2 separate regions of the Homo sapiens genome follow, and region 2 is linked to region 1. A link is an interaction called in ENCODE POLR2A ChIA-PET data of the cell type or tissue named here. Cell type or tissue: Panc1. All regions are shown on one strand. Each heading gives the region's core, and the rest is flanking DNA. Links, peaks and the distances in the headings are about the cores only.

The links. ChIA-PET counts read pairs that join two places held together with the same protein. Peaks named below come from ENCODE experiments on the same cell type or tissue, not always from the same donor. Only the 100,000 strongest peaks of a DNase experiment are listed, where the experiment ranks them.
Region 2: POLR2A ChIA-PET joins it to region 1 with 5 read pairs; 2 of 35 experiments call an interaction of 5 or more read pairs at or near these places.

Annotation. Positions count from the first base shown.
Region 1 is chr7:67,976,244-67,981,626 of GRCh38, reverse strand. No RefSeq gene overlaps it. Among named protein-coding and RNA genes, the nearest start is that of LINC01372, 640 kb to the right of the region's middle. In Panc1, for the core only: no CTCF peak of the experiment used is centred there; no DNase peak of the experiment used is centred there; H3K27me3 peaks cover 216 bases.
Region 2 is chr7:68,036,072-68,041,454 of GRCh38, reverse strand. No RefSeq gene overlaps it. Among named protein-coding and RNA genes, the nearest start is that of LINC01372, 700 kb to the right of the region's middle. In Panc1, for the core only: no CTCF peak of the experiment used is centred there; DNase peaks (open chromatin) are centred at 2,574 and 2,950.

The sequences.
Region 1 (5,383 bases), core at 92-5,091:
ATTCATATGTTTCTTACACACAAAATACAGTTATTCCATCCCCAGGGCACCCAAAATTGTAACTCATCCCAGCATCAACTTTAAAGTCTAACTCTAAAGTCTCATCTAAATATCTAAATCAAATATGTTGAGACTCAGCCGGGCATGGCGGCATGTGCCTATAGTCCCAGCTACTTGGGAGGCTGAGGCAGGAGAATTGCTTGAACCCAGGAGGCGGAGGTTGCAGTGAGCCAAGATCATGCCACTGCACTCCACCCTGGGTGACACAGCAAGACTCTGCCTCACAACAAAAAAAAAGGTACTCCTCTGCTTACTGAGATAGATGGATATCTGATTGTCTCCTTTGGAAAGGCTAATCAGAAACTCAAAAGAATGCAAGCCTTTATGTGTTATCTATCTGTGACCTGGAAGTTCCCTCTGGCTTTGAGTCTTCCTGACTTTGCTTCCAGTTGTCTCACCTTTGCAAACAGAACCCATGTGCTTCTTAATTGATTGATGTCTTATGTCTCCCTAAAATGCACAAAATCAAGCTGTGCCCAACCACCTTGGGCACATGTCATCAGGAACTCCTGAGGCTGTGTCACGGGTGTGTCCTCAACCTTGGCAAAATAAAATTTCTAAATTAACTGAGACCTCTCTCAGATTTCCTGGGTTAACATAGGTATTCAATATAATGTAACAGACTTAATAATCACTAGTGTGGTGGATATCAAGACATAAATACACAAGTCCTCTTTCATAACGGAGTCAGAAAGCCCTCTCTGATTTGGGCAGTGATTTGAGCACAGTTTGCTGTGCTAAGAACTGTGGTGGCAGAAAGGACAGGGTAATCTATTCAAACCATCAGAGGGGGCTAGCAATTGAAAGATGCTTAGGTGGTCCAGTTTCTGTTTTCTGCATGTGGCTAGCCAGTTAGAATGGTGATCATTAAAAGATCAGGAAACTACAGATGCTGGAGAGGATGTGGAGAAATAGGAACGCTTTTACACTGGTGGTGGGAGTGTAAATTAGTCCAACCATTGTGGAAGACAGTGTGGCGATACATTAAGGATCTAGAACCAGAAATACCATTTGACCCAGCAATCCCGTTACTGGGTACATACTTGAAGGATTGTAAATCATTCTGCTATAAAGACACATGCACACGTATGTTTATTGCAGCACTATTTACGATAGCAAAGACAGAACTAACCCAAATGCCCATCAATGATAGACTGAATAAAGGAAGTGCGGCACATATACACCATGGAATACTGTGCAGCCATAAAAAGAATGAATTCATGTCCTTTGCAGGGACACAGATGAAGCTGGAAACCATCATCCGCAGCAAACTAACACAGGAACAGAAAACCAAACACCACATGTTCTCACTCATAAGTGAGAGTTGAACAATGAGAACACATGGACACAGGGAGGGGAACATCACACACCGGGTCCTGTCTAGGGGTGTGGGGAAAGCGGAGCAACAGCATTAGGACGAATATCTAATGTATGGGGGGCTTAAAACCTAGATGACAGGTTGATAGGTGCAGCAAACCACCATAGCACATTTTTACCTATGTAACAAACCTGCACATTCTGCACATGTATCCAAGAAAATAAGGTAGGAAGGAAGGGAAGGGAAGGGAAAGGAGGAAAGGAAGGAAGAAGAGAGAGAGAGAAGGAAAGAAAGGAAAGAAAGAAAGAAAGAAAGAAAGAAAGAAAGAAAGAAAGAAAGAAAGAAAGAAAGAGAAAAAGAAAAGAAAGAAAAAAGAAAAGAAAGAAAGAGAGAGAGAGAAAGGAAGGAAGGAAGAGAGAGAGAAAAGAAAGAGCGAGCAAACAATCCTTAGGTGGTCAACTGTAAGCCTTTAGCAGGTTGCACAGTCCAGGAAGAAGGAACAGCAGCAGGAGAAGCATGGAGGGGTCCAGAAACGCAGCACACACAGGACACTTAACAATAGACAATAGGTGGATGCAGGACGGGGACAGAAGATGCGATGGGAAAGGTAGGCAGAGCCATCTCAAGAAGGGTTTTCTATGACACACATCTACATAAATATCTCTTAAGAGGATTTCCTTTAATAATAATACATTGCACACTTAAAATTCGCAGACAGACTAGATCTTACGTAATCTCAATACACACATACACACTCACAAAAGTTGTGTTTTTTTTTTTTTTGAGATGAAGACTCACTCTGTCACCCACACAGAAATGTAGTGGCACGATCTCTGCTCACTGCAACCTTCGCCCCCCAGGTTCAAACAATTCTCTCCCCTCAGCCTCCCAAGTAGCTGAGATTACAGGTGTCTGCCACCACGCCCAGTTAATTTTTTTGTTTTTAGTAGAGACGAGGTTTCACCATGTTGCCCAGGCTGGTCTTGAATTCCTGACCTCAGGTGATCCACCCACAGCCTCCCAAAGTGCTGGGATTACAGGCGTGAGCCACCGTGCCCAACTCAAAAATATTTCCTAAGATGATTTTCTTTAGTAATAATGTATTGCATGCTTGAAATTTGTAAAGAGAGTAGATCTTAAGTAATCTCACTACACACATACACACACGCAAAAATAACTATATGAGGTGAATATGTTAATTAGCTTGATTGCAATCATCATTTCACAATGTATATGTATATCAAAACATCATGCTGGACATCTGGAATATATATGATTTTTATTAGTCCATTTTATCTCAATAAATCTGGGAAAAAAAAGAGATGGTTTTCCCTTCAATTCTCTGGGAAAAGCTCAGGAAAGGGAAGAATTCAGCTTTTCTGCTGATTTGCTTATTATCACTGCTGTAACGAATGGTCACACACTTAGTGGCTGAAAATAAAGCAAATGTATTCTCTTACCATTCTTGAGATCAGAAGTCCAAAATGAGTCTCTCTGGGCTACAAGTAAGGTGTCGGCAGAGCTGCATCCCTTTCTGGGTGATGTAGGGAGGAATCTGTTTCCTGGCTTTTTCCAGTTACGAGAAGCTGCCCGCATTTCTTGGTTTGTGGCCCCCTTCTTCCACCTTCAAAGCAAACATCAGGTCAAGTACTCATCTTTCCATCTGTTTGGTTCTCTTACTCTGCCTTCTTTTTCCACTTTTTTTTTTTTTTTTTTTGAGACAGAGTCTCACTCCGTCTTGGCTCACTGCAACCTCCGCCTCCTGGGTTCAAATGATTCTCCTGCCTCAGCCTCCCGAGTAGCTGGGACTACAGGCACCTGCCACCATGCCCGGCTAATTTTTTGTACTTTTTAGTAGAGACGGGGTTTCACCATGTTAGCCAGGATGGTCTCGATCTCCTGACCTCGTGATCCACCTGCCTTGGCCTCCCAAAGTGCTGGGATTACAGGCGTGAGCCACCACGCCAGGCATAGCAACTTAATTTCATTCGTAACCTTTGCCACGTAATCTAACCTATTCATAGGTTCTGTGAACTTCTTTGAGGGGACATTAGACTGTATTCCACACCTGCCACATCTCTCTGGAGCATGTTTCAGAGAGCTCCCTATTCCAGAGGAATCAGGGTATTTTGCCTTTCATGGGACACATGCTTTGCTTCTGCAGTTGTTAGTTGGCCAGTATTGCAGAGGTCTTTTTTTTTTTTTTTTTTTTTTTTTTTTTTTGAGATTGATTCTCATTCTGCTGCCCAGGCTGGAGTGCAGTGGCACCATCTCAGCTCACCGCAACCTCTGCCTCCCGGGTTCACTCAATTCTCCTGCTTCAGCCTCCCGAGTAGCTGGGACTACAGGCATGTGCCACCACACCTGGCTAATTTTTTGTATTTTTAGTAGAGACAGGGTTTCACTATGTTGACCAGACTGGTCTCGAACTCCTGACCTCATGATCCGCCCACCTCAGCCTTCCAAAGTACTGGGATTACAGGCGTGAGCCACTGTGCCCAGACACATTGCAGAGGTCTTAAAAGAAGCTGCAAAGCAGTGTGCTCTTCATGGGAGATTTAAACCTTCAAAGCCAGCAACTTTTACATGTTGTAAACTATAAGTTACTCCTACCAGTTTTGCTGAATGAACAGTTTATGTCAATGTGCAAATCCATCTGGAGGGTCAGATAGTGACCCTAAAGAGACACAACTCATAAGATCTAAACTCTGGTTTGTTTGCCAAGGTCAGTGTTCTCCAGCCAAGGTAGAATAGATAAAATGACCTCCCAAAGATGCTTGCTTATCAGCAGTTGTCTTCATTTTTCACCCAAGACAATGGTGCATTCTCCTCATTGAATGCTTTTGTTTTTAAATTTCTATTAGGAGCTGGGTGTGGTGGCTCACACCTGTAATCCCAGCACTTTGGGAGGCTGAGGTGGGTAGATCACCTGAGGTCAGGAGTTCAAGACCAGCCTAACCAACATGGTGAAACCCCATCTCTACTCTTAAAAATACAAAAAAATTGGCCGGGCAGGTGGCTTATGCCTGTAATCCCAGCACTTTGGGAGGCTGGGGCGGGCAGATCACGAAGTCAAGAGATCGAGACCATCCTGGCCAACATGGTGAAACCCCATCTCTACTAAAAATACTAAAATTAGCTGAGCATGGTGGTGTGCACCTGTAATCCCAGCTACTCAGGAGGCTGAGTCAGGAGAATCACTTGAACCCAGGAGGCGGAGCTTGCAGTGAGTCGAGATCGCGCCACTGCCCTCTACCCTGGGAACAGAGCGAGACTTCGTCTAAAAAATTAATAATAAGAAAAAATAAATAAAAATACAAAAAATTAGCTGGACGTGTTGGGCACCTGTAATCCCAGCTACTTGGGAAGCTGAGGTGGAAGAATCTCTTGAACCCAGGAGGTGGAGGTTGCAGTGAGCCGAGATCGTGCCATTGCACTCCAGCCTGGGTGACAGAGTGAGACTCTGACTCAAAATAATAATAATAATAATAAAACATAAATTCTTATTAGGTTGCTGCAAAAGACATTAGAAGTAATGGCAAAAACTGCAATTAATTTTTCACCAACCTAATATTAATTCACTTTGGCAGCCTGAGTGACTTCCAGGAGAAACAACAGTAATTTATTAATTCTTAAGATACCAGAAAATTTGTCAGTGATGCTAACATTGGAATGAGAAATTTGGATGCCTCTTTCTGCTCTTCTATAATTGGTATTGATTAGCCGGTAGCTAGCTGGACCTGATAAGCAAATGTACCCAATTCAGGAGAAGCAACACAGTAAAGTAAAGAAATGGCTGTTAAGTGAAGTCCTGAATTCCACCTATGTGCGGGGTGATCATGGGGTGGTACGAGAAAAAGCAAAGATCAGGAGAAAAAAAATAAATTTGTGTGATTTCTAATTACTTTGGATTCGGCCTTAATTAAAATTGAACTTAAAGTCAGAAGCCATGAGATTTGTTTGGCAAACTTTTTTTTTTTTTTTTTTGAGACGGAGTTTTGCTCT
Region 2 (5,383 bases), core at 228-5,227, 60 kb before region 1:
GTTTGCTTCCCAAGACTTCATTCATTGCTGGAGCCACCACTATCCTGGCAGGTGTCATTGTCCCCAGTGATACAGAGACACTTCTTTCTTGCTCAGAAAAAGTACTGCAGCCATAAAGCCCAGCCCCATTGTTATTTCCAACTTCTGCTTATCCTTCTGTTCCTTGGGGCACCAGCAAAAAAGTCAGTCACCTGGAGTTTTGTTCAACTGAATCCATGGGCCCACCCCTAAACCAAAGGATCAGAATTCATGGGGTGGTAAAAAAAAAAAAACTTAACCAGGTGATTCTTAAATACATTATACTAGGGTGCTAAAGGCCCTTGGATCTAGTCCCTAGGCAAGGTCAAGACTCCTGCAAGCCAGGAGCTTGTTACTGCCACATTGGCCAGCTTGTCCTGACAAATACACCATACCAGGTAGTATATAGTAACGATCATATGCTTATATAGAGAACCTTTCTTGCCCTTCAACTGCCTCCACTTTTCATTCATTCATCTTCCTCTATTTGAGAGAAATAAACTCCCTTCTCCTGGCAACCACCTCACCTCTCTTTTCCTAATAGCAGCTTTGATTTCTCCTCTTCCAGATAAATCTCATCACCCTTAATAGATTAAAGTCTAGGCATCCCTTTTCTTCTCCTATATCTTCAATTTTTTGTTTTGCTATAATTATATTCCATAAAATTAGTTTCAGAGATCAGGGAACTCCTTCTTCAAACAGAGTTGTATTTGCAGTCAACACCTTGGCAAAGTAAGCAACAATAAGCATTTTTAAAGGAGGATAAACTAAATCTCTTGTGTGTGTGTGTGTGTGTGTGTGTGTGTGTGTGTGTGTGAGAGAGAGAGAGACAGAGAGAGAGACAGAGAGAGAGAGAGAGAGACAGAGTCTCACACTGTCAGCCAGGCTGAAGTGCAGTGGCGTGATCTCAGCTCACTGCAACCTCCACCTCCTAAGTTCAAGTGATTCTTCTGCCTCAGACTCCCGAGTAGCTGGGATTACAGGCATGTGCCGCCACACCCAGCTAAGTTTTGTATTTTTAGTAGAGACAAAGTTTCACCATGTTGGCCAGACTGGTCTCGAACTCCTAATCTTAAGTGATCTACCCGCCTCAGCCTCCCAAAGTGCTGGGATTACAGACATAAGCCACCACTCCTGGCCTTAAATCTCATTTTTAAAGGTACCTAGGAGGGTTTGCTTTTTGAAATAATCACATATTGGCTGGGTGCAGTTTTAGGTGTTCGTGCCTGCAACCCCAGCACTTTGAGAGGCTGAGCCAGGAGGTTTGCTTGGGACCAGGAGTTCAAGACCAGCCTGGGCAACATAGGAAAATCCCATCTCCACAAAAAAATAATAATTAGCCTGGTGAAATAGTGCACAACTACAGTCCCAGCTACTTGGGAAGCTCAGGCAGGAGAATTGCTTGAGCCCAGGAGTTCAAGGCTGCTGTGAGCTATGATCACAGCACTGTACTCTAGTCTGGGTGAAGGACTGGGATCCTGTCTCTATAAGAAAAAAAAGGAAAAGACAAAATAATCACATTAAACCTTTTTTGAAATAAATAATCTCTTTTTCTTGCTTATATAGACTGCTAATCTATCTTTAAAAATAGAGTCTGTTCACACCCACACACACACGTCCCTGTGCTTGTGTGTGCTTGTGTGTAAATCTGATATTGTTTAATATGGAAGCATCTGCAAAGTGTTTAACAGAATGTCATGTGTGATTAGCTTTTATTTAAGGGGCTTTTTGTTTTTCTTTTCCTTCTGCTGATGATAGTAAGAGGACATGGGAAATGATTAACAGGTTAGAAGCAGACTGTAAGGAAAGACTAAAGGAATTATGGATATTTGCCTGGAGCCACAGGCTGATACGTAGTTAATTACAGTCTTCAAGTTAATGAAGCAATATTTTATGGGTGATCGTGAGCAACTGTATTTTTTATTCTAAGAACAAGAAGACCTTATGTTAGAACAAGACAGACTGGATTTAAAGTAGGAGTTTCAAAAGTAGATGTCTGGGAATGAAGAAAATCAGCACCTAGAAAGATCATGGTATTACTGTCTACATTTTCTTTTTTTTTTTTTCGAGACAGAGTCTCACTCTATCACCCAGGCTGGAGTGCAGTGATGCCACCACGACTGGCTAGTTTTTTTTTTTAATTTTTATTTTTGAAGAGATGGGGCCTTGCTGTTTCCCAGGCTGGTCTCAAACTCCTGAGCTACTGCAGTCTTCCCGTCTTGGCCTCCCAAATTGCTGGGATGAGAGGTATAAGCCACCACACCTGGCCCTCTCTAGATTTTTAATAAGGGATAAGCAACTGCATGGAATGGTTTATGATACTCGTCTGTAGCTGCAGCCTGGTAGCCCACAGCAAACACTGACTTATGTTACAACCTCTGTACCTCTTTTCCCATTATCCTTCTAATTGAATTTCCCTCCTTCCTATTTGTATAAACCTTCTCATATTTTTAATTCTCTAGCTCATTACAAAGTTTTCCCTCTCTACTCCTGATTATTCTTCCACCTCTTGGCATTCATTATCCATTGTATTGTTACAGTGCATTAGTCAATAAAGCTAACCTTTGTTGCAGTAACAAACAAACCTCCAAGTTCCGGTAGTTAAAATGTAAGCGTTCATTTCTTTATTTACACAAAGTTTGCTGAGGTCTCATCAACTCTCCAAGGCAGCCCAGTGACTAAGCAGTGACTCAGGGATTCCTTTTTGTGGCTCCACCAACTCAGGGTTATATGGTATATGAAGTGTCTTCAAAAGGTTCACAGAAAATACATATTATGGAAAAATTATGCACAGATTTTATTTTGTTTTGCATCAAAATAAACTCATACTGACTTGTTATGACATATCTGAACAGGATCTATTTTGAGGCACTAAAGATAAATCATCCTGAAAAGAGCCTCTATCAGAGCAACATTAGTTCTGTTAAAATTGAAGAAGGAGCAAATATACAGTTTATGGTGAAGCTTGGGTGGAAGAATGGCAAAATCATTGATGTTTTACGAAAAGTTTATGGGGAAAATGCCCCAAAGAAATCATCAGTCTACAAATAGATACATCATTTTAAGAAAAGATGAGATGATGAAAATGAAGCCTGCAATGGCAGATCATCCACATCGATTTGCAAAAAAAAGATTAATCTTGTTTGTGCCTTCATTGAAAAGGAGCCACACATAACAGCAGAAACAATAGCTGATACCATGAACATCTCAACTGGTTCAGTTTACACAATTCTGACTGAAAAATTAAAGTTAAGCAAACTTTCCACTGGATGGGTGTCAAAGTGATTGCACTTAGATAAGCTGCAGACAAGGGCAGTGATTTCAATAGAAATTTCAAATAAGTGTGATCAAGATCCTGAAATATTTCTTCAAAGAATTGTAATAAGAGATGAAACACGGCTTTACCAGTACGATCCTGAAGACAAAGCAAAATCAAAGCAATGGCTACGAAGAGGTGGAAGTGTGAGTTTCTCTCCACCACGACAATGCTTCTGCTCACTCCTCTTATCAAACACGGCCAATTTTGCAAGAGTCTCAATAGAAAATCATTAGGCTTCATGTAACAGTCCTGACTTGGCCCCTTCTGACTTCTTTTTGTTTCCCAATCTTAAAAAATTCTATGAAGGGCACCCATTTTTCTTCAGATAATAATGTAAAAAAGATTACATTGACATGGTTAAATTTTCAAGACTCTTGGTTCTTCAGAGATGAGCTAAAGTACTGGTCTCAACACTTACAAAAGTGTCTTGAACTTGATGGAGCTTATGTAAAGAAATGAAGTTTATATTTTTACACTTTTAATTCCATTTAATTTAATTTCCATTTTTCCAGATTTTGAAGTCCTCTCATATGTGGCAAGGGAAGAGGCTCTTGGACAGTTCTGTGCCATCTCTTAAACACATTAGCCTGGAAGTGATGACATGACTCCCACTCATAGCCCATTTGCCAAAACCACTCTTACGCCAATCTGTCTAACTGCAAGGAAATTAGGAAGATGTAGGGGATGGTGAGGGGTTGCCTAAGAGTATGAAGACAACTATCACTTTCTCTACCACATGAAATCTCTCTACTGAAGGATCAGTCTCAAAGGCCTTATACTTTTTTGATCTGGAAGCTTGATCTTGGTACATGCCTATTGATCATAATGGTGGCATCACTTGTTCTACTTATGAATGTCATTTAGATTTAAGGCACAGATTACTGGAACTACAAGTGAGTGGAGGAGAGAGGAAAAAGGATACCAAGAGACTCTGTTCCTCACCTAAACTTCCAACATATATGTCTAATTTCTTAGTATTTACCCTGTATCAGTCCTTGCTAATTATGGCCTCAGATTCCCTGGGACTCTGGGTCTTAGTCTGTTTTTGTTACTTTTCCTCTTCAGTTCATTTTAAACATAGGTCTTGTCTATAACCATCCTCGACTTAGGTGATAAGCCTATTTCCAGGCTAGAATCAAACCTAATCCTGTAACTGGCTTGAAGTTTTGCAACCCAATAATGCCAAGTAATGCTGTCCAACATTTGATATGAGTTTTATTGTGTTTGTTGAAGTATGACTTGAGAATCATGCAGACCTGGGTTCAAACCACATCTGTCCAATGGAGATAAGAGACAAATGGAGATTATATTAGCTTTGTGGATTATTGTGAGAAGGAAATGAGGTAATAAAGTGTAAAGTATCTAGCGCAGTGCCTGAAATACAGTAAGCACTCAACAAAGTTATCAATTCTTATTATTAGGTTATTAAAATCAGCAAGCTTAAAATATTTAGGCAGAAGCATTCTAATATCTGCAATTTATATTGTACAAAAAGATAAGCTAGATTGATGAACAAGTAGATGGATAGAGATGTGAAAATGAAAATGCAGTAAAATGTTAACAGTAGAATCCAGATGGTGGGTATATGGATATTCACTGTATAATTATTTCAACTTCTCTGTATGTCTAAGTATTTTCATAAGAAAAACATTGAAGGATATCCGTAGGTTTATACCTTTCACCTGCCCTCTCCAGACATACATAAGACATACATAAAGCTTAAAATCTGCCTTGGACAGGATCCTACAAATTTAAAAATCTTATAGAGCACCTCCCTGCCCCTTAACTTCCAGAACTGGCAACAGGTTACTTTGAAATTATCAGCATACAATACAAACTTCTCTTGTCTTATACATTATTTGCCGGGGAAAAATATGGATGAAATATTATTCACAATGGGTCATGTGCATTCTATGTGGCAACCACTTGTAGTCCATTTTCTGTTGCCTATAAGAGAATATCTGAAACTGAGTAAGTTATATGAAAATAAATTTAGTTCTTATAATGATGGAGGCTGAGAAGGCCAAGATTGAGAGTCTACATCTG